Regions from separate parts of the Homo sapiens genome. Here region 2 is linked to region 1. The links are chromatin loops, found by intact Hi-C in ENCODE. Cell type or tissue: endothelial cell of umbilical vein. All regions are shown on one strand. Links, peaks and the distances in the headings refer to the core of each region. The heading gives the core; the rest is flanking DNA. Region 1 overlaps THSD1 (thrombospondin type 1 domain containing 1). Region 2 overlaps VPS36 (vacuolar protein sorting 36 homolog).

Evidence for each region. Hi-C counts contacts between places; a loop is a spot of excess contacts. Peaks named below come from ENCODE experiments on the same cell type or tissue, not always from the same donor. Only the 100,000 strongest peaks of a DNase experiment are listed, where the experiment ranks them.
Region 2: it touches region 1 in a loop (4-fold over the local background); 1 of 110 quality-filtered maps calls a loop at or near these places.

What each region holds. Positions count from the first base shown.
Region 1 is chr13:52,363,505-52,379,914 of GRCh38, reverse strand. It overlaps THSD1 (thrombospondin type 1 domain containing 1), which reads left to right. Exons shown (of 5, transcript NM_018676.4): 5 at 1,126-2,748. The coding sequence ends at 2,504. Among named protein-coding and RNA genes, the nearest start is that of THSD1, 34 kb to the left of the region's middle. RefSeq lists enhancers at 1,486-1,985, 1,986-2,487. In endothelial cell of umbilical vein, for the core only: no CTCF peak of the experiment used is centred there; DNase peaks (open chromatin) are centred at 5,304, 7,534 and 7,924.
Region 2 is chr13:52,423,818-52,431,817 of GRCh38, reverse strand. VPS36 (vacuolar protein sorting 36 homolog) reads left to right here. Exons shown (of 14, transcript NM_016075.4): 7 at 4,599-4,631; 8 at 4,752-4,829; 9 at 5,752-5,886. Among named protein-coding and RNA genes, the nearest start is that of THSD1, 22 kb to the right of the region's middle. In endothelial cell of umbilical vein, for the core only: no CTCF peak of the experiment used is centred there; a DNase peak (open chromatin) is centred at 3,317; H3K27ac peaks cover 4,285 bases.

The DNA.
Region 1 (16,410 bases), core at 3,498-11,497:
TAGGAACCTAAATTTGGCCTACCTAAATCATTTTGCATTTCACATTTTATACTTCCGATGTGCCTCTCAGAGGTACATTTAACAATAGGTACCATGTTTACATTATCGTAAGTGAACACTGACTTTTATCTTGAAAATTTCTGGCTGGGCGCAGTGGCTCACACCTGTAATCCCAGCACTTTGGGAGGCCGAGGTGGGCAGATCATGAGGTCTGGAGTTCAAGACCATCCTGGCCAACATGGTGAAACCCTGTTTTTACTAAAAATTAAAAAATGAGCCAGGGGTGGTGGCATGCGCCTATAGTTCCAGCTACTCAGGAGGCTGAGGCGGGAGAATCACTTGAACCGTGGAGGCGGAAGTTGTTGCAGTGAGCCGAGATCGTGCCACTGTGCTCCATCCTGGGCGACAGAGCAAGACTCCGTCTCAAAACAAAAAAAAAAAGAAAAAGAAAATTTCTACATGCTACTTCTGTGTGGAAACTTGGAGGCCAATTCCAGCAGGAGCTGGTGAGCATGGGAGTCACCTTGATTATGGCTTACCAGGTCACCTCGCTTCTGTGGGTCTCTGTTTTTGCAGTGTTTCCCCTTTGGTGATCTTGTTTGGCTTCAGCTGCCAGCAGAAATCCATATGTAAGACCAGAAATCCCAGTCCTTGTTTATTTTCCATCATTCCTTAACTGCTAGATAATTAGAGTGAGTGACTCAGAGACCTTAAAACCGTGCAGAGCAAACAATACTAGAAAATACATATTTGGGCTGGGCACAGTGGCTAACACCTGTAATCCCAGCACTTTGGGAGGCCAAGGCGGGTGGATCACAAGTCAGGAGTTCAAGACCAGCCTGCCCAATATGATGAAACCCCAGCTCTACTAAAAATACAAAAAAATTAGCCAGGCGTGGTGGTGCATGCCTGTAATCCCAGCTACTTGGGAGGCTGAGGCAGGAGAATTGTTTGAGCCTGGGAGGCGGAGGTTGCAATGAGCCGAGATCACACCATTGCACTCCAGCCTGGGCAACAGAGCAAGACTCCATCTCAAAAAAAAAAAAAAAAAGAAAAGAAAAAGTAAAAATACATCTGTTCCTCTGTGTTTTTTGTTTGTTTGTTTTGTTTTGTTTTTTTTTGCAGCTTTCCAGCCATCCAGCCCATCTCCTCTTCAGCCCCAGGGTCCAGTGAAGTCCAACAACATCGTGACTGTCACTGGTATATCCTTGTGCTTGTTCATCATCATTGCCACTGTGCTCATCACGCTGTGGAGGAGGTTCGGCCGGCCAGCCAAGTGCAGCACACCTGCTCGACACAACTCCATCCACTCCCCCAGCTTCCGGAAGAACTCGGACGAGGAGAATATCTGCGAGCTGAGCGAGCAGCGCGGGAGCTTCTCGGATGGGGGAGACGGGCCCACGGGGAGTCCAGGGGACACAGGCATCCCTCTGACCTACAGGCGGAGCGGGCCGGTACCTCCCGAGGATGATGCCTCTGGCAGCGAGAGCTTCCAGTCCAACGCCCAGAAGATAATCCCACCTCTGTTCAGCTACCGCCTTGCCCAGCAGCAGTTAAAGGAGATGAAAAAGAAAGGTCTGACGGAAACTACCAAAGTGTATCACGTGTCTCAGAGTCCCCTGACAGACACTGCCATTGATGCGGCCCCCAGCGCTCCCTTAGATTTGGAAAGCCCGGAAGAAGCTGCAGCAAACAAGTTCCGGATCAAATCCCCATTTCCGGAGCAGCCCGCGGTCAGTGCCGGGGAAAGGCCTCCCTCCAGGCTGGATCTAAATGTGACTCAGGCCAGTTGTGCCATAAGCCCCAGCCAGACTCTGATCCGCAAGTCACAGGCAAGGCACGTGGGCAGCAGAGGGGGCCCGTCCGAAAGGAGCCATGCCAGGAACGCCCATTTCAGGAGGACAGCGAGTTTCCATGAAGCCAGGCAGGCCCGGCCGTTCCGAGAGAGGAGCATGTCCACTCTGACTCCACGGCAGGCCCCTGCCTACAGCTCTAGGACGCGGACCTGCGAGCAGGCAGAGGACAGATTTAGGCCTCAGAGTCGAGGTGCCCACCTGTTTCCTGAAAAACTGGAGCATTTCCAAGAGGCAAGTGGAACCCGTGGTCCATTAAACCCTCTCCCTAAATCCTACACTTTGGGGCAGCCCTTGAGGAAACCAGACCTTGGGGATCACCAGGCAGGATTAGTGGCCGGAATTGAGAGAACAGAGCCCCACAGAGCTCGTCGGGGACCGTCCCCCAGTCACAAGAGTGTCTCAAGGAAGCAGTCTTCTCCCATATCCCCCAAAGATAACTACCAGAGGGTCAGTTCTCTGAGCCCTTCTCAGTGTAGAAAAGACAAGTGTCAAAGCTTCCCCACTCACCCTGAGTTTGCCTTCTATGACAATACGTCGTTTGGCCTCACTGAGGCTGAGCAGAGGATGCTGGACCTCCCAGGATATTTTGGGTCAAATGAAGAGGATGAAACCACAAGTACACTTAGCGTGGAGAAGCTGGTGATCTAGACTGAGAATCAGCCTGAGCTTTACACAGCTGGGGTCTGCTACTCGCGTTTTGTAGACTTTTGTGTAACTATTTGTACCGTAGGACAGAATGTGAGGAGGAAGTAACACACAGAGGAGGATGTGTGTGTATGCATGTGTTTGAATTCACAAGGAAGAAATTATTTATCTTGAGCTTTTTCCTTTGTTATTCAATTTCTATTGATTTATTAGTAATAACAATGATAATAAAATGTAAATGAGCAAATGGGGCTTGGTCTGTCATGTGGCTATGAAAGATAAGATGTGACTTTTGAGTAGAACATGCTCTGAACATTGCATTGGCAGTTTCCAACCTGAAGCAGAAATCTGGAACCTCAACTAAAAAGGGATGGAGCGAAGTTAACTTAGTGTCATAATTCTGAATTGCAATTTATTAAGTTATAAATACATTAAGAATTTGACTCCTACAATGGCAGCATCAAACAGATTTCATATTTGGCTGATTAAGTTAGTTATGACCATTAGACTGCTGAACTACTTAGAAATGGTGATACCACAGATATTCAAGAACTTTCAGATTAGAGTTGAGTCCAGGTGACTTGACAAAATTATATGAATTAATTCTGCTTTAAAGAGATAATGTAAGAAGCTGGTGGTTCAGGTAGTGAGTCAAATGAAGACCTATCTGTTCTGAGCAAATAAATAGTAAACATTTTGGAAAGGACAGTATTGTCTTCTGAGGAAATGGGCAGTAGGTACTGACCATGCCACTACCTGGGACCAGGATGCTGATTACATGTTCCTGGACCAAACTGGCAGCAGATACCTCAGCGTGAGAACTGGTGCATGTATGTTTTTCTTAAACATAACTTTATCATGTTGTTCAGAAAATGCATTAATTAGGTATATGTAAAGTAAGTAGAACAGTTTACAATTTTTTATAGTTTTTACAGTTTACAATTTTTTACAGTTTAAGCTTTTTTTTTTTTTTTGAGACGGAGTCTTGCTGTGTTGCCCAGGCTGGAGTGCAGTGGCGCGATCGCAATCTCAGCGCACTGCAACCTCCACCTCCTGGGTTCCAGCGATTCTTCTGCCTCAGCCTCCTGAGAAGCTGGGACTACAGGTGCTCACCACCAGGCCTGGCTAATTTTTGTATTTTTAGTAGAGACAGGGTTTCACCATGTTGGCCAAGCTGGTCTGGAACTCCTGACCTCGTGGTCTGCCTGCCTCGGCCTCCCAAAGTGCTGGGATTACAGGTGTAAGCCACCACGCCCAGCCAAGCTTTTTTAGTTAGAAGAATGAATTAAAGAAGGAAATAAGCCTTTTTAGACATTTAGAATCCCTTTTGTTTGTGTTTGCAATCTTCTACACTTTACAGACAAAGCTTTTTTTTTTTTTTTTTTTTTGAGACGTAGTCTAGCTCTGTCACCCAGGTGGGAGTGCGGTGGCATGATCTTGGCTCACTACAACCTCTGCCTCCCGAGTTCAAGTGATTCTCCTGCCTCAGCCTCCTGAGTAGCTGGGATTACATGCACCTGCCACCAGGCCCAGCTAATTTTTGCATTTTTAGTAGAGACGGGGTTTCACTGTGTTGGCCAGGCTGGTCTCGAACTCCTGACCTCGTGATCCACCTGCATCAGCCTCCCAAAGTGCTGAGATTACAAGCATGAGCCATTGCACCTGGCCACAGACAAGACATTTGAGATACAGGGAGAATAACAGGATTGGCTAGGACATGCACTGATAACATTATTGTAAATATCATGCTCTTTCCACTCTACCATCACAAACTTTACAAGTCTTTTTTTTTTTTTTTTTTGAGACAGAGTCTCCCTCTGTCACTCAGGCTGGAGTGCAGTGGCACAGTCTTGGCTCACTGCAACCTCCGCCTTCTGGGTTCAAGCAATTCTCGTGCCTCAGCCTCCTGAGTAGCTGGAATTACAGGCATCTGCCACCACATCCGACTGATTTTTGTATTTTTAGTAGAGACAGGGTTTCGCCATGTTGTCCAGGCTGGTCTTGAACTCCTGACCTCAAGTGATTTGCCTGCCTTGGCTTCCCAAAGTGCTGGGGTTACAAGCATGAGCCACCATGCTCAGTCTACAAGTCTTTTCTAATAGCAGAAACATCAGGAGAAACCTGGCCCTTTTTAAGAGGGTATGAAGAGACACTTCTATTAGCTTTTCCCAATGGAAAGAAGCTTTCCATTGCTTAATGAAATGTTAGGACTGGTTTTGCAACTTGCTTTTTTTGGCAGTAAAGGCCAAACAAAAGAATCTAAAGGTTTTGTTCCTTTATTAGAAGTCTGTCATTAGTTTTAGTTACCACATGGGCAGTCTGCAATCTCATGTACTCCTTTCAACCCTTGACCCTAATGACTTATCTGTATCCCTAGAGTAGCTGCATTTTTCTTCTTTTTCGTGGTGACCTCTCTAACTGCCACACCCACCCTGCCTTTTAGATTTTGTTTTCTGTCTTCCTTTTAGAGTTTATCAGGATGTCAGCCTGCAGGTGATGTTTCAGGGACCATTGGAGAGAGTGAAATTAGATGGGAAAAATATCACAAATGCAAATACTGCAGTTTTCTATTTTTCTCTCATATTTGTTGCATTGCCACTTCATTTGTGTCATTTTAATTGAAAATCAAAATATACCTCCTTTCGGCAATGTTTTAACATTAATTACCTTTTAGGAATAAGAGGAGTAGATTATTCAGAGTTCTCGGACAGCTGGTATTTGCTAATGCCAGGAAGAGGAAACCAGATTTTTTAATCTTCATTTTCTTTGTTTATCATGCTAGAAAGCTTTGTTGTCTTTCCAAGTTCACAGGCCTGCATGCCAACCTTTGAGGACAAAGGGTACATGCTTGCTTGTTTTTGATTTCACAGTGATGTACCCTACAGTGTCAGACCAAAACAGATATGGGAAAGGTGGAAAGTAAAGGAAAATACTATGAACAGAAAGATTTTCTGTTAAATTATGTTCTTATCCGTTATAATCAGACATCTAAATTAATATCGCAGTGAGCTAACACCAGCATCTAACATTTTCTCTATCTACCTAGCCCACTTTTCTGGAGCTCTAAGAATAAAATCTCTGGGCCAGGCATGGTGGCTCACGCCTGTAATCCCAACATTTTGGGAGGCCGAGGCAGGCAGATCACCGGAAGTCAGCAGTTCGAGACCAGCCTGGCCAGCATGGCAAAACGCGGCCTCTACTAAAAATACAAAAATCAGCCAGGCTTGGTGGCTGGCGCCTGTAATCCCAGCTATTTGGGAGGTTGAGGCAGGAGAATTGCTTGAACCTGGGAGGCGGAGGTTGCAGTGAGCCAAGATTGTGCTACTGCACTCCAGCCTGGGTGACAGAGCAAGACTGTCTCAAAAAAAATAAATAAATAAAATCTCTGTATTTCAAAGTTAAGCTAATTTGGTCTCTGCCTCTGAGAAAAAGGAAGATGCCTCAAGCATTGTCTTTGGTGGATATGTGGGAAACTTCATTAGAAATAATCTAGTCTTCACCATTGTGTCCCTAAGTCCTAGCCCTTGTGGCTGCCATAGAGTAGCAGCTCAATAAAATTTGTTCAGTAAATGACCAGCTATTCAAAAGCTTTCCAGAAACGGGAACACAAACTTCTACAAGAAACAAAAGGCATGCTGGCATTAGATTGATCATCAGCTGCACTAAAAATGGTGGAATAATAGCTTGAAAGTTCAGGGGGAAAATGATTTTCAACTTGAGACGCCTCTATCCAGTCAAATTACTTGCGAGGGCAATATAAAGACATTGTTACACATGCAAAGACTCAGAAAGCTTACCTGCCAGGCACCTTTTCTTGAGGAGTTATTAGAGCATGTACTCCATCAATAAAAGAGCAGAATATCCTGAGGAAGCCATGGGATTCAGGCAGCTGCAGATGTGACTCAGAATGTCAGTTTTGTGGGTGACTAAGCCACCAGTTCATATTTGAGCAAGAATGGGGGATCCAGGAAACAAAGGTGTTTCATGGAATATACAGTTGGAAGAACTTGAAGATATACTTCAGGCAAAGAAAAGGAAAATAAGCACCTAGAAATTTTATTTTCTGAAAGACTCTATAAGAAAACCATAAAACAAATATGAATTAAGTTAAACTGAGTCATCAATGGGCTTTCAAAAGAAAAATATTCCAAGAAATAGAATGGGTAAGATGGCACAGATTTCTTCTTTCAACAACAAAAAAATACTAGGCAAAGCAACAACAACAACAAAGTAAACTAACCATGATTTTGAGAAATAGAAGCACAGGGTTGAGACATTGTGATTACACAGAGGAAAATCAATCACAGCATACTACTTGGCTCTGCTGTGGACCAACATTTTCATAATGTTAATGCTGCTTATTGGTTATTGTCTATTAGAACCAACTTATGGAAGACAGGCCAGGCGCGGTGGCTCACGCCTGTAATCCCAGCACTTTGGGAGGCCAACGAGGGCAGATCACGAGGTCAAGAGACTGAGACCATCCTGGCCAACATGGTGAAACCCTGTCTCTATTAAAAATATGAAAATTAGCTGGGTGTGGTGGCACATGCCTATAGACCCAGCTACTCGGGAGGCTTGAGGCAGGAGAATCACTTGAATCTGGGAGGCGGAGGTTGCACTGAGCTGAGATCACGCCACTGCACTCCAGCCTGGCAAGAGAGTGAGACTCTGTCAAAAAAAAAAAAAAAAAGCAAAGAAAGAGAGAGAGAGGGAGGGAGGGAGGGGGAGAGAGAGAGAGAGAGAGGGAGAGAGAGAGAGAAAGAAGAAAGAAAGAAAAAAATAGTTACTGAAGGGAATATAAATGTTGTCAGTCATGGATATCTAGGAGAGTACAGCTTTGAAAAGTTTGGAGGTAGAGGGGTTTGAGGCTGCAATGAGCTATGATTGCACCAGAGGTACTCCAACCTGGGCAACAGAGGGAGGCCTCATTTCTAAAAAATAAGAAGTTTGGAGGTAGAAGCAAAGGTGGGGAGTTCAAGAGAAATAGGAGTTCAAATCTCCTGTCACAAAATGGAGAGCCAAGAGGTGCTGTCTGTATTTAATAGAACTAAAAACAAAAGTTTAAGGATATCAAAATTACTAGAGTGGACAATAGGACTAAAAATTGTGATGTTAACTATCATGTGCACCTTAGGGGGGTGAATTAAGCTGACTTTTTATCAGTCCTTGCAAGAGTCAATAGTGTCACAAAATAGCAGCTTAATCCTATTCATACAGTTGAAGATCATCAGGAGAATTTAAAACCACAAAGGTCAAAGTGGTTGCCCTTTGGAAGTGGGACTGAGGCTGGGGAGATAAAAAGCAAGGAACAATTGCTTTTTGTTCTAGGTCTTCCTCTACTCTTAACCTTTTTTTTTTTCTTTTTTTTACATTGACAAAACAAAAACCAAACATAACAATCCTGGTAGGTATCAGAGATAATCTATTTTAATGTCTGGAAATATATTCGGTGAGTCATCTTGTGGCTATTAGGGGGAGGATTTGCTCCTAGTGTTAATGGATCTCCAACCTCCCCCACACCATTTTTTCCCTTCCTTGGGGAGACTAGATGGTTCATGCCGACAGCTGCCCTGCCCTGCTGATGGTTCTCTGGTCATTCCAGCTGTGGCAGTCTCTCACTGCCTGCCTCTTCTCAGGATGCCACCTCTGCTGCCGGTGTGGGTGGGTGGGTGTGGTGCCCCCCCATCCTGCTGCTGCTGCTGTTACCAGTTTCTCCCTCAACTGTTGCCAAAACACATCACGTGGCATTTTATTATTATAAATTGATTGATAAAAGTTCAAATGTATGAACTTAAAAGTTTACTATTTAGCTGATAATTATATAATTACTTGTAATTAAAATTTTGCTTTTTCTGAGTTTTATACCGTAGAACCACTTTAAAAATAATTTTTCCTTAAAAATAATGTATGCTCATTATAGAATATTTGAAAAACAAAATTGCTCCATTCCTCTTCATCAGCTTGGGGTACAAAAAGAAATTTCATTTGGTCAATATTAAATTAGATGGCTATATAGGCTGAGTAGGGTGGTTGATGCCTATAATCCCAGCACATTGGGAGGGAAAGGCGGGCAGATCATCTGAGGTCAGGAGTTGGAGAGCAGCATGGCCAACATGGTGAAACCCCGTCTCTACTAAAAATACAATTAGCCGGCTGTGGGGAGGCGGAGCTTGCAGTGAGCCAAGATCACACCACTGTGCTCCAGCCTGGGCAACAGGGCAAGACTCTGTCTCAAAAAAAAAAAAAAAAAAAAAAAAAAATTAGCCGGGTGTGGTGGCGCGCGCCTGCAGTCTGAGCTGCTTCGGAGGATTCTCCCGAGGCAGGAGAATTGTTTGAACCCAGGAGGCGGAAGTTGCAGTGAGCCGAGATCAGGCCACTGCACTCCAGCCTGGGTGACAGAGTGAGACTCTGTCTCAAAAAGTAAAAAAATAAAAATAAGTAAATAATTAAATAATTAAATAAAAAGACGGCACTGAGTCCAATATACCACTGTTAAAGCTTCTCTTTAAGGTCTCTCTTTCCTTCAGTGCTTTGGCCTGAAATAACTCCTAACTCCCCAGGGATGCTTACGCTTTCTCTTCCTAAGGTGTCACTCTGGCCAGAAATGTGGAAGTCATCCTGAACTCTTTCCTCCTTATTCTTCATATTTACTTAATACTAAGTCCTTGGAGAATTAAGCACCTCGCCCAGGTCACAAAGCATCCACTTAGTGCGCCTTAGGAGCCAAAATCTAGTGCTTAGGAGGCTTGGGCTAAAGCACACTGTTTTTTAATTTAATTTAATTTAAATTTTTTTTTTACTGCTCCTTGCAGAGCAGGAGTACCCCATAGGCAGTATGCCCAGAGTAGCCAAGCACACTATTCTTAGGTAGGGTTATGCTTATTGTGGGTGGCAATAAGCCTTCTTAATGGAAGATGTGGATGGAATAAAGCTGCCTCAGGTGCCCCCAACAGCTCCCACCCCGGAAACTTCTCTTGGCATTGTTGCCATCATTAGGTACTAAGTGGTAAAAGTAGCATTCACTTCCTCCGTGAGTTTGATGTCAAACTTTTTTTCTTATTTTGTTTTTTTTCAAAACTTTATTAATAAAATTTCCAAGTAATCAAAAAAGTTGAAAGAATAGGATAGTAACATTCATATATTTATCACCAGGCTGAAACAACCATTAATATTTGCTATACTTATTTATCAGGTTGAAGTATATGAAATGATAATAAAAAGGCCGGGCGCGGTGGCTCATGCCTGTAATCCCAGCATTCTGGGAGGCTGAGGCGGGCGGATCACTAGGTCAGGAGATCGAGACCATCCTGGCTAACACGGTGAAACCCCGTCTCTACTAAAAAAATATCAAAAATTAGCCGGGCGTGGTGGTGGGCGCCTGTCGTCCCAGCTACTCGGGAGGCTGAGAGGCAGGAGAATGGCATGAACCCGGGAGTCGGAGCTTGCAGTGCACCGAGATCACGCCACTGCACTCCAGCCTGGGCGACACAGCGAGACTCCGTCTCAAAAAAAAAAAACAAAGAAATTATAATAAAAATTGAATAGAAACAATTTCATGTAGTTCAATTTACTGTACATGTGTTGTTCAACAATTTGAAGATTTCTTTCAGATACACATGACACTTCAGAGTGTATCTTCTAAGAATAAGGTTGTGCTTCGGCCGGGCGCGGTGGCTCACGCCTGTAATCCCAGCACTTTGGGAGGCCGAGACGGGCGGATCACGAGGTCAAGAGATCGAGACCATCCTGGCTAATACGGTGAAACCCCGTCGCTACTAAAAATACAAAAAAATTAGCTGGGCCTGGTGGTGGGCGCCCGTAGTCCCAGCTACTCCGGAGGCTGAGGCGGGAGAATAGTGTGAACCCGGGAGGCAGAGATTGCAGTGAGCCGAGATCGCGCCACTGCACTCCAGCCTGGACGACAGGGAGACTCGAAAAAAAAAATGAAGGTTGTGCTTCTACAAAACACATATTATTATTATTACACCTAAGAAAGCAATTCCCTAAAATAATCTAATATCCAGTCTATGTTCAGATTTCCCCAAGTGCCCACAAAATGTCTTTTATAGCCCTTCTTTTTCTGATTCAGAATCCAATTAAGATTCATGCATTGCACTTGATTATGCCTTCTTTTATTCTACATTATCCCCCAAAATACCCTTTTGTTAAAAATGACATTGACTTTTTAAATGGATGGAGCCAGTTGTCTTGTAGAATGTAGATTGCCCTTTATTTTTTTCTGGACTATCTTTTCAAGGATGTTTAGATAAAACAGCCTTAGATGGTGAAGATAGCATCTCCCTCTACAGCAAAGTAATTTAAAATGTTTTTATTGTAAAGAGCATATAAAATTTGCCATTGTTAATTGTAGAGTTCAGTAGTGTTAAGTATATTCACATTGTTGTGGAACCAATCTACGAAATGTTTTCATCTTGCAAAACTGAAACTCTATACCCATTAAACAACACCTCTCCATTTCCCTCTCCCTCCAGCTCCTGGCAACTACTATTCTGACTTTCTGTTTCTATGAATTTGAGCACTCTAGGGAACCTCACATGAGAGAAATCACACAGTATTTGTCTTTTTGTGACTGGTTTATTTCACTTAGCATGATGTCCTCAACGTTCATTCATGTTGTACCATGTGTCAGAATGTCCTTTCTTTCTAAGGCTGAGTAATATTCCATTGTGTATTTACAACATACATATTGTATGTTGCAAATATGCCACATTTTTCTTATGCATTCATTCATCAATAAACATTGGTAATGCTTCCATCTCTTGGCTATTGTGAATAATGCTGCTATGAACATGGCTGTAAAATATTTCTTTGAGATCCTGTTTTCAATACTTTTGGCTATATACTCAGAAGTGGAATTGCTGGATCATATGGTTATTTCTATTTTTAGTTTTTTTGAGAAACCGCCATGCTGTTTTTCATAGCATTACACCATTATACATTCACACCAACAGTGTACAAGACAGTGCACTCTGTTGGCCAGGCTGGAGTGCAATGGCACAATCTTGGCTCACTGCAACCTCCGCCTCCTGGGTTCAAGCAATTCTCCTGCCTCAACCTCCCGAATAGCTGGGACTACAGGTACATGCCACCACGCCCAGCTAGTTTTTTGTATTTTTAATACAGACGAGTTTTCACCATGTTAGCCAGGATGGTTTCGATCTCCTGACGTCGTGATCCACCCTCCTCGGCCTCCCAAAATGCTGAGATTACAGGCATGAGCCACCACACCCAGCGTAACTTGTATTTTTAGTAGAGACAGGATTTTACCATGTTGGCTAGGCTGGTCTTGAACTCCTGCCTCAAGTGATCTGCCCGCCTCGACCTCCCAAAGTGCTGGGATTACAGGTGTGAGCCACTGCGCCCAGCCTCATTGTGTTTTTGGTTTGTATTTCCCTAATCATTAGTGAAGTGCTTGTGGGCATGTGTATATCTTCTTTGGGGCAATGTCTTTTCAGATCTTTTGCTCATTAAAAAAATTGAGTTGTTTTGTGAGCCATAGGAGTTCATTATATATTTTTATATGAACCCCTTGTCGGATGTTTGATTTACAAATATTTTTTCTCATTCTGTGCATTGCCTTTTAACTCTGTTGATTGTGTCTTTTCATACACAGATCAATTCAGATTTTAACAATACATATTAGCTTCTATAATTTGATATATGAACACTTTTTCTCACACTGATCACCTTAGTTTCTAATAATATCAAAATATTTGCTTTGTCCTAAAACATACACAAAATAGTCACAAAATCAAAGTGCTATCTTTACTACTAAAAATAAGATACAGTATGAAGTTCGATATGTTTTTGAAATTCTTTTTGTCCTTAGAATATACAGTAGTAAGATGTATATCTTACACAGTGTTCAAAATTCATTCCAAATTTTTGTCTCTGTGTGGCTATATTATCAATTCAACACAGAGTTTGGGTAATTTGTTTCAGTCTGTTTTTAATTTTACTGTTAGCTTCTTTTTTCTTTTCTTTTCTTTTTTTTTTTTTTGAGATGGAATCTCTCACTGTCACCCGGGCTGGAGTGCAATGGCGTGATATCGGCTCACTTCAACCTTTGCCTCCCAGGTTCAAGCAATTCTCCTACCTCAGCCTACCGAGTAGCTGGGATTACAGGCATGTGCCACTATGCCTGGCTAATTTTTTGTAATTTTAGTAGAGATGGGGTTTCACTATGTTGGCCAGGCTGGTCTTGAACTCCTGACCTCGTGATCCACCTGCCTTGGCCTCTCAAAGTGCTGGGATTACAGGCATGAGCCACCATGCCCAGCACTGGTTTTTCCTTGAATATGTAAAATGGTTACATGGATTAAAAAGAAAATCTCTATACAAAGATATATTCAGAAAAGTCTTGCTTCCATTCCTATCTCTTTTAGCCCATTCCACAAACTTCTACCCCAGAGGTTTTTTATTTGACCTTCAGTATACATTTATGCACAAATAAGCTATATATTTATATGTTTATATTTATATTCTTATTTCCCCCCATTCCTTACACAAAATATAAAAATACTGGTATCTTGAAGCACTTTACTTTAAATGCATGAATCTTAAACTCTCTTTCTACTTAAAAAAATCTGCAAATAAGGGTCATAATAACCTCATAAACTTAAGAAATTTCTGATTCTAAATGGTAAATTATGAATACCTATTTAAGATGGCAATGAAGGATATTCACTGTATCATCATGGAAATGTATTACTATCTTGCCTTTGTCGTTCTTATTCTCCTTCCCTGTCTACGGTAAATATACAGCTGCCTGAGAGAATGGATTTACAAGCCTATATTCCCATAGTACTTTGCTCATAAACCAGTTTCCCATTCATCTCATTGTTTTACAGTTATTTATATATCTTTTCCCCTAATAGTGTGTGAGCTCTGAGAGCAGGGATCATATATCCTATTCTTTTTTGTATGTAAAGCCGCGTGCTACAGGGGAAAGTTCATTGTCTTTGGAATTTTGGCTCTATCACTTCCCAGCTGCATGAGTTTGTGCATGTTACTTCACCACTGTGGACTTCAGTTTTCTCATTTATAAAAAATAATATCCTATTGCAGGACTCTTGATAACACTAAATGAGACAGTGTAAGTAAAGGGCCCCATGAGTGGCCCACCATCCTCTGAGCTTCCAATGCTATGTGGCCAACATTTTGTTTATTCCTAGATTCAACTTCCTTTGCATTGTGACATTAGCTCTTTTGATAAATTCTACATATGTGTTTGTTTATTTTCTGTATCCCAACCAGTCAAAACCACCATGATATGCCTGTATTTGCTCTATTGAGAATAGATGTTCTTTCTTTCCAATTTATAGCAAAGATGGAGTCAGTGTAGGGGGTGAGTTGGTAACACCTGTTTCACAACTCTAGGGAGCAACATTCTCACAGACCAGAGTGAAAGATGGCCTCTGAGAGACTGTGCAACTTCACAACCTGGTTTTGTATCCTCCAACCTACACACCTATCTGTTTCTAAGCCTTTTTTTCCTACTTTTTCTTTACCTCTTCTACCTGTGCTTAGGAACTCATGCTTTCCCTTTAGCGTTGAGCTTCTTGGAGAAGTTATTTACTCCATTGCTCCTCTTTTATTAGCAATTTTCTTCCTCTTTTCCATTCACTCTTCAATTAATTGCAGTCTAGCTTTTGCTTTCCCTAGATTGAAACACATTCCAGAAAAATCAGTTTAATTTCAAACCTTTGCACTTGCTCACTGAAACCTTTCATCAGTCTATTACATTGGATTCATACCTCTCCCAACCCCAATTCCATATCCTCCTTACCTGATTTATTTTTCCTCAGAGCACTTATTCAATACATTAAATATTCACGTATTTATTTGCTTATTGTCTGTGTTCCCCACTAGAATGTAATACTAGAGGGCAGGGATTATTCTTTTTTTTTTTTTTTTTTTTTTTTTTTTTTTGAGACAGAGTCTTGTTCCGTGGCCCAGGCTGGAGTGCGGTGGCACGATCTCGGCTCACTGCAAGCTCCGCCTCCCAGGTTCACGCCATTCTCTTGCCTCAGCCTCCCGAGTAGCTGGGACTACAGGCACCCACCACCATACCCGGCTAATTTTGGGTATTTTTAGCAGAGACGTGGTTTCACCGTGTTATCCAGGATGGTCTCGATCTCTTGAACTCATGATCTGCCCGCCTCGGTCTCCCAAAGTGCTGAGATTACAGGCGTGAGCCACCGCGCCCGGCCAGGATTTTTATTTTCTATTTTGTTCACTGCTTCATCCCCAGTGCCTTGAATAGGAGATGCACCTAATGGGTGCTTCATGCATATTCACTGACTTGAACAAATAAATGCATTTTCTTATCTCCAGATTCATTGTGTCCTTTTCCATGTCGTCCTTGACTTCTCAGGGACACTTGACACTTGCTTCTGTGAACTTCCATGACCACACTCTCTCTTGGGTTTCCTCCTGTTTTCATACCACTTTCTTATTTCCCTTTGCCAGCTTCTTTTCTTCTTACTCTTAAATATTGGCCATTCTGGTGTTGTCCTTGTTATCTTTCTCTTCCAACTCTATGCTTTTCCAGACAAGCTTATCTACACTTGGGGATTCGAATACCATCCACAAGATGAGAATTCTCAAGCATATATTTCCAGCTCTTGACTTTGCTCCTTCCATCATTGAAATGGCCCTCCCATGTTGAATCCCAACACATTTTTTTCCTCCCCAAACTGCTCTGTATTTAGGTTAAGCACCAACACACAACTGATTCCCCAAGTCAGAAACTTAAGAGTCACCTTGAACTTCTCCTTCCTTTCACCAGCACTCTGAAGCAGTAGGACATCAAACTGTCCGTGTTATCCCGGCTCGCTCTATACCCATTGCACCGCCTTATCATTTCTTGCTTGTCCTGTTTCATTAATTTTCTAAAATTCCCTTGCCTCCTTGTCTTGCCTTCCTCTAATTCATCCCACATGTGGCAGCCAGAGCGTTCATTTAAAAATGCCAACCTGCTCATGCTTCTCCCCTTAAAGAGTCCCCGTTTTTGTGATTCTCAGCTGTCTGCAGAAATCATCCAAACTTCTTGGCACAGTATGGAAGGCCCTTCAAGATCTGTCACATCTTTTACCCTGATACAAATATTCTGCATATGGTATGGACTACTTATAATTCTTTAAAGAAGCCACACTCGTTCTTATCTCCTCTGTACATGCTGTTCCCAGTGTACTTTGTACATGCTGTTCCCAATGCAGAGATGCTGTTCCACGCTTTGTCTATCTGGTGAGCTTCTACTCAGGTCTTCCCTGATATCCCCAGGCAGAAACAGAAGCTTCCTCTGCGTCCTCTCCTACAAGTACCTCATTTACAGCACTGTTTGCATTTGCAGGAATTGGTTTTCACATGTCTCTCTTCGTCAAGTATCTGTGACCCCCAGGAGGGAATAAACTTCATTCTAACCATTTTTTCGAACTTTTTTCTTGGCACAGAATTTTTATTCTGGTTTATTAACTTGAATAGTAAAAATACTACTCTTCATCATCACCTCACTTTTAACATGAAATTCTCATTTAACATGTTCCTAAGACACTTTCTCGGTGGCCCAGGATTGGGCGGTTGCTATTCAGTGCAGAAAGGGAGATGTCATCTAAGTGTAGTGGTGGCAGAGTGTGGCTTGTCACCCACCAAGAAGCCCGAGTTATTGTCTCTTGGCCCTTATGGACTTTGTGAGGCATTTAATCCTTCAGGCTTCAGTTTCCTTAACTAAAATGAGGAGAGGAATAACCTGAGTTCTGAGATTAAACAGAAAAGTGGAACTAAAGTATCAGCCATACTCTGTTTTGGCAACCAATTTATAAGCTTTACCATCCTAAAATAAGCTCTGTGTATTTTGTGCAATTATAATTTTGTATATTCATTT
Region 2 (8,000 bases), core at 1-8,000, 55 kb before region 1:
ACCATTTATCTGAGAAACTCTGGTTTCTTTCTTTCTTTTTTTTTTTTTTTTTTTTGAGACAGAGTCTTACTCTGTCGCTTAGGCTGGAGTGCAGTGCCGCTATTTTGGCTCACTGCAACCTCTGCTTCCCGGATTCAAGCGATTCTCCTGCCTTAGCCTCCCGAGTAGCTGGGATTACAGGCGCGCACCACTGTGCCCAGCTAATTTTTGTATTTTTAGTAGAGACGGGGTTTCACCATGTTGGTCAGGCTGCTCTCGAACTCCTGACCTCGTGAACCGCCTGCCTCGGCCTCCCAAAGTGCTAGGATTACAGGCATGAGCCACCGCGCCCAGACCGCTCTGGTTTCTTTTAGTGGGAAATGATATTTCAGAACCACAATCTGCCTGCTAGTAATATTCATCAGTATTGGGTTGATCTTTGTTTCTAGGCTTTTTCAATGGACAGAGCTAGAATTTTGTTGTTGTTAATATAAAGTGCCTAACAAGAGCGTACTTATCTTTTCTATTCAAATTTAAGATGACACTACCAGATAATTACTAAAGCAGTTGAAAAAAAATTTTATGTGTTTTCCCCATTCTTTGTACATTTGAAAAATAGGTGCACTGTGTTTACGCTGTCTGAGCATACAGCCACTACATACACTCTCTGCCTCAGCTCCAGCTCTCATTGACTCTTAGTTTTATAAGTACCTCCATGTTTAGTACCACTAGTCCTTATGCTGAGCTCTCTGTGGTCGCTTTGGTTGTCTGAAGCCTCATTCTGTAGTAGATTTTTAAGGAAATGATCATAGGAACAATATTCCCTGTATCTGCCATGTTTGTCTTCCTTATACATGAAGGTCAGTTTTCTTGGATTTAAAATCCTCAGCTCACATTTTCTTTCTTTGAGTGCCTTCATTATATTACTTTCTTTCTTTTTTTTTTGGTCTGGCATGAAGTGTTGCTATCAAAGAGTGATGATAATTTTATTTTTTCCCCTTAAAAGACACTTGCTGTTTTTCCTAGATGGGCAAAGGATTTTTAAATTTTACTTTAAAGCCCAGTAATTTTACTAGAATGTGTCTGTGTATTAGTCATTCTGAGTTGTTATTCTTAGGTGCGTGCTGTGCTTTTTCAGTATATAGTTTCAGGAATTTTTTAATTTCAGGGAAATTTTTCTGCATTATAACTTACTTTTTTTTTTTTTGAGATGGAGTCTTGCTCTGTTGCCCACGCTGGAGTGCAGTGGCGCAATCTTGGCTCACTGCAACCTCTGCCTCCCGGGTTCAAGCAATTCTCCTGCCTCAGCCTCCCAAGTAGCTGGGACTACAGGTGCGTGCCACCACACCCAGCTAATTTTTTATATTTTTAGTAGAGATGGGGTTTCACCATATTGGCAAGGCTGGTCTCGAACTCCTGACCTCGTGATCCGGTCGCCTCAGCCTCCCAAAGTGCTGGGATTACAGGCGTGAGTCACTGTGCCCAGCCTGTAATTTTCAATAATTGCTTTGATTTTTTTTCTTCTGGGACTCCTATTAGCTGTATGTTGCAGTTTCACTGCCTTTCTTCACAATTTGTGACTCTAATGCTTTTCATTTCTTTCCTCATTTCTTTTTTATTTAGAAAGTTTTCCTCTTTTTCACCTCTTTGAAGGTTTCATCTGTTGTGTTTATTCACTAATGTCTAGTGTAGACTTTATTTCTGAAATGATTTTTTTCTTTTATTTTTAATTCTTTCCTGAGTCCTGTCACCTATTTCTGATTTATATTGACCCTTCATAGCTTGTATCATCTTCTTAACATCTTTTAGATGTTAGATATTATTTTGAAATAAAAGGTTAATAGTGGACCCTCCCGTAATTGAAGAAGGCACCATCCTCCCCATTTTAGGCACTGTTCTCTAATTGGCCTGCCTTCCTTTCTGGTGAATCCCTATTGGCTCTCTTGGGGCTCTTGCATTCTCAGGTCTGTGGTTACATTGTTGCTTTTCTTTTCTTTCTCCTGCCTAGATCCTGGCATTGCTACTTGTATTTTTCTTTCTGATACTGCCATACTAACTCAATGTTATGTTGAAAATAATGTTTTTCTTAATTTATAAAGTAAGTTATTTTGTTTCAGTCTAATTTTTTTGGAGTCACATAGTTCAAAGGATTCTACATAAGCATTGTGCTCACCATACGGACCATTAATTTATTCAGCAGGTCATTAACCATGCAGATCATTAATTTATTCAGCAGATATTCCTCCCTACTTTGTGCCAGGCCTTGTATCAGAGGCTGTGGATACTGTGGTGATGCACAGACACAGGCAGGCAAAGAGGCATTATCCACGGTGGGAGAAACACCTTGCAAGGAGAAGATATAGGCTGCAGCAGGGGTGTATAACATGATCCCTAACTTCTGTTGAGGTCACGGAGGGCTTGCTAGCAGCAGGAATATGGAAGTCAAAGGCTGAAAGATGAATAGGCTCTAGCAGATGACCAGCATGGATAAGAAGAACCCAGGAAAAGGGAATGGAATATGCAAGGCACATTCAAGAGTACTGAAGTGGAAAATCAAGAATATACTGAGTTACTGATGCTAATAGCCAAAGTGATAACTAAAAGTAAGTAAGAAATCATGCTGTAAGTCAGCTTAAGGGGGTACTCCTGGTTTTAAAACAGGTGCTGTTTTTCTCAAAATTGGAGTGGAAATTTGACTATAGGTGTGGTAGAGGGATACAAGGTTCCATAAACTGGCAGATGCAATTATAGAATGGATATGTGCATCTCTTTTGCTTTAATTTTTATTGTAGGTAGTTTCTTTACTCATTTTTTGATAGTTGACTAATTCCAAATTTTATAATAATTATAAAAATAAAAGTGAGGAAGCTTTTCTCTGTGTTTTATAATCACTTAAAATATTTATAGACATTTCTTCTAAGGCACAAAAATATTTACTTTTTTTATTGCCTATGTATAAGTTTACAGGACTTATTTACATATTCTTTGTGGACTCTCAGCTTATTTTTTCTACAGCAACATAATATAATAAATACAGTGATTTACCATATACAATTTAAAAGTGTTATCTTTACCAGTTTTCTTTACACAGATAAAAAAATCTATTAATATCTTATATATTAAAAGTAAAAACCTAAGTGTGCAAAATGTGTGTTTTATTTTTGAAAACTAGGTTGGTGTGTGATTTGCCCTCTATTTAAATGTTAGAATTGACTTAGTTTCAGAGCTGGCGCCCAGAGTTTCTCACAAAGGGTTTCCTGCATCTGCTGGCTCTAGCTGATAAGAATCCAGTGTTTAAGCCTTTTGTTTATCTAAGGAAATTCCTGTTAGGTGTGTGCACATTCCCCTTTGTTTTCAGTTATTAACCTTAGTGAGTTGGCCATAAGAATACGCAACACACTATTCTTTTAGCAAAATCCTTTTGCAGATGGGGGATGCTTTCCTGCAGATGGGCATAAGCTGATCAGAGCCACTATTATATGTTTCAGACCACCATATGGACTGATATTTCAGTTAATGACAAGCTGCTTAACTGGTTTTAAAAAATAACATCTGTATGCATCAATTAGATAAGATTCTGCACTGGGAGTATATTTTCAGTAACTTGAAATAATTTATTATAAATATATTTAAATTCAAAGAGGCCTTTGAAGTAGTTTTTTGCTGTAGCAAATTAAACAGTTGATTCTATGTAGATACATTTAGATGGTATTTGAATGTTTTTCTTTTGTGATAGCCACCATATCTACAAGCATAATGAGTATGATAATCAGAGGCTGATTATCTTACTTAAACTGATTATCTTACTTGCTAAACTTACTGTTTCAGTTAAGTAATACCTGTTTAAAGCCAAAATTATTGTGCCCAGAGAACTATTCCTGCAGCTGTGTATTGCCATTTTCAACCAGGAAAGCTTTGTAGTGCTTTTGATTCTTAGAGACTTCCTATTAGAAAATGATTTTAGAAAAAACCAGTGACAGTGACAGAATTTCTTACTTTTCTCAAATAACAGTAAATAATATTTTCTGAACTACTGTTTATATCACCTTTTGCTTATTTAATCAATAATAATTATTTTCTTTGAAAATGTGAAGTTCTTTTGCAGTTTGTTTGGAAAATGTATGGTTTTTTAGCTAAAATGAAATTTTAGAATAAGGTAGATTTATTATTTATATAAATAGTTATTAACAAATTGATATTTGCAAGAAAATTTAAATTTTTTTTTTTTTTTTGAGACAGAATCTTGCTTTGTCGCCCAGGCTGGAGCGCAGTGGCGCGATCTCGGCTCACCGCAAGCTCCGCCTCCTGGGTTAACGCCATTCTCCTGCCTCAGCCTCCTGAGTAGCTGGGACTACAGGCGCCCGCCACCACGCCCGGCTAATTTTTTTTGTATTTTTAGTAGAGACGGGGTTTCACCGTGTTAGCCAGGATGGTCTCGATCTCCTGACCTCGTGATCTGCCTGCCTCGGCCTCCCAGAGTGCTGGGATTATAGGCGTGAGCCACTGCGCCCGGCTGAAAATTTCAAATTTTTATGGGGAAAAAATAGAGGGTGCTTCATTTTTTTAAGTCATTTTAATTCTTTAGATGGATTTCAACCAAAATTCATTTCTCATTTCAGGCCTTTGAAGACCTCAGCAAACTAATGATCAAGGTATATGTCATTTATGCCTATTAAATTCATACCAATTATGATACAGTTTTTGAAATATATTTTGTTAGCAGACATTTTGGGGACAATAGTGCTTTTCAGTCTTTACTTTTTATTTGACAGGCTAAGGAAATGGTGGAATTATCAAAATCAATTGCTAATAAAATTAAAGACAAACAAGGTGACATCACAGAAGATGAGGTAAATAAGTTGCTTTTTTTAAGGCATTTGAAACTAGATAACACAATGCAGTAAGGTTTTTGTGGTTTACATTGGCTTTCTGAATGTACTGTTTTATTTATTATTTATGTTTTATTTATTGTTTATTTATTTATGAGACGGAGTGTCGCTCCGTCGCCCAGGCTGGAGTGCAGTGGCACGATCTCGGCTCACTGCAACATCCGCCTCCCGGGTTCAAGCGATTCTCCTGCCTCAGCGTCCCGAGTAGCTGGGACTACAGGCACGTGCCACCACGCCCGGCTAATTTTTTGTATTTTTAGTAGAGACCGGGTTTCACCGTGTTAGTCAGGATGGTCTCGATCTCCTGACCTCGTGATCCGCCTGCCTCGGATTACAGGCATGAACCACCACGCCCAGCCTGTTTTATTTCTTTTAGGACTTGAGGATATGTGAAAGTGCCAAAGAAAAGTCAACCGTAAAAATTATATTAGTTCTATTAGGATTAAAGGCTATTTCAATGCCTTTTTTTGGAGTGTAGAAAACAGAAATACTGAAATGTACAAGGAGTGGCTGTTTTATACATATCCCTAAGTTTGATGTTTGTTTCATTCAGTTTGTCTACAGTCTAATCACAGCCATTTTCTTTTCAGTTGTACTATTTGGTTGGCATTAAATATAGCAGAGGCATTTTCTGAATCTCCTTTCACATCAAACTTATGAAGTAAACAGAATATGAGAGACCAGGAGAGAAGTAGGAAGGAGAATAATTAGATGTATGCAGGGAACTCCTGGAAATCTGCTCCCTTATAGTTCACAGCATAGAAACACAGTAGAAGGAATGGGGATATGTAGACATAATTGAGTGGAATTGAATTTGTGATGGAAGAATTTCAAATATTGAGGTGGAGAGACTAATTCTGCATTTTCTCCTTTTTTATTATAGACCATCAGGTTTAAATCCTACTTGCTGAGCATGGGAATAGCTAACCCAGTTACCAGAGAAACCTACGGCTCAGGCACACAGTACCACATGCAGCTGGCCAAACAACTGGCTGGAATATTGCAGGTGCCTTTAGAGGTAAAAACTAAACCTATGTGTTTTTTTTTAAACTGTGTTAAATTAGCCCTATGTCATTAGAAATGTTAACAAGAGCATAACTATTTTCATGATATGGTTATTGTCAACTGACATGTTTTTTTTTTCTTTCAGGTATATTAAATAAGTTCATTGTGCTTATTATTCTTTGTAATTTTCTAAGTTGTTTTTAATTTTCATTTTTGACATCTATAACTTTCTAAATCTATTTGATATGAAGTTTTCCTTATTTTTAAAAAGGAAATATATGATCTTTCTCTGAATAGATATATTTCCATACATCTAGTCTTTACTATTTAGTACTATTAATCATTCCATAATATAGATTCATCTTCTAGTCTGATAGTATTCAGGCAGTCAAGAGTTTATTAAAGCACTTGTATTAAAAAAGATTTCAAACCTATGCCAAATAGAATAGTATAATGAATCCTCTGTGGCCATCATCCAGCTTCTCCTGTAAACCAACCTCCACTCAAAATTATTTTAAAGCAAATCCCAGACATCACATCACTTTATCTGTAAACATTTCATTATGTAACTCTAATGATAAATACTCCTTTAAATACAACTATAATCCCCTTTCATAATCTAAAAAATTAAAATACTTTCTTAATGTTATCTAATATCTAGTGTTCACATTTTCTTTTTTTTTTTTTTTTTTGAGGCGGAGTCTCGCTCTGTCACCCAGGCTGGAGTGCAGTGGTGCAATCTCAGCTCACTGCAAGCTCCGCCTCCCAGGTTCACACCATTCTCCTGCCTCAGCCTCCAGAGTAGCTTGGACTACAGGTGCCTGCCACCCCACTGCGCCCGGCTAATTTTTTGTATTTTTAGTAGAGATGGGGTTTCACCGTAGTCTCAATCTCCTGACCTCATGATCCGCCCGCCTCGGCCTCCCAAAGTGCTACATTTTCTTTTTTTTTTTCTTGAAACAGAGTCTCACTATTGTCGCCCAGTCTGGAGTGCAGTGGCGCAATCTCAGCTCACTGCAACCTCTACCTCCCGGGTTCAAGCGATTCTCCTGCCTCAGCCTCCTGAGTAGCTGGGATTACAGGCGCCCACCACCACGCCCAGCTAATTGTTTTGTATTTTCAGTAAAGACAGAGTTTCACCATGTTGGCCAGGCTAGTCTCGAACTCCTGACCTCAGCTGATCCCCCTGCCTTGGCCTCCCAAAGTGCTGGGATTACAGGTGTGAGCCACCGTGCCGGCCTAGTATTCACATTTTCTCTTACAGTTGGTCTGTTTCAATCAGGATTCATTGCAGTTTGTTGGTTTGTTTCAAAAGTTTGTTTGTTTGTTTGTTTTTAATTTCATGGGTTCTTTCTTCTCCTGCCTCTTACCTCCCACCCCACCGTGTGTTTCCTGAAGAAATTAGTTGTTTAGACTATAGGGTGTGCTTTTCTGGTCCTATGTATTTCCTATAAACTGGTATTTATAATAAAGGTTTGTTAGGGTTTTTTTAAATTATTATTGCAGGACTATTTCATAGAGGCTGTTGTGTACTTCCATCAAGAGATACATAATGTCTGATTGTCTTTTTTTAATTTTTAAAAAATTTTTTGTGATGTTAACAGCCATTGACAGTCATTACCTAGATCTGTTATTTCACTGGAGGTTGCAAAATGGTAATAGTCTTATTTAATTCTATACTTTCTTCATTTATTAGCTGTAATAAGTTAAAACATTTAAATGTATTTTTTGAAACATGGTGTAGAGCCCCTTTTTTCATTTAAGTAAATGTTAAAATGGTAATGAGGCCAGGCACAGTGGCTCACGCCTGTAATCCCAGCACTTTGGGAGACTAAGGTGAGCAGATCATTTGAGGTCAGAAGTTCGAGACCAGCCCAACCAACATGGTGAAACCCTGTCCCTACTAAAAATACAAAAAAATTAGCTGGGTGTGGTGGTGCATGCCTGTAGTGCCAGCTACTCAGGAGGCTGAGGCAGGAGAATTGCTTGAACCCGGGAGGTGGAGGTTGCAGTGAGCTGAGATTGTACCACTGCACTCTGGCCTGGGTGACAGAGAGAAACTCCATCTCAAAAAAAATAAAAATAAAAATAAAAATAAAGTGGTAATGACATTAAAATGCAAGTATT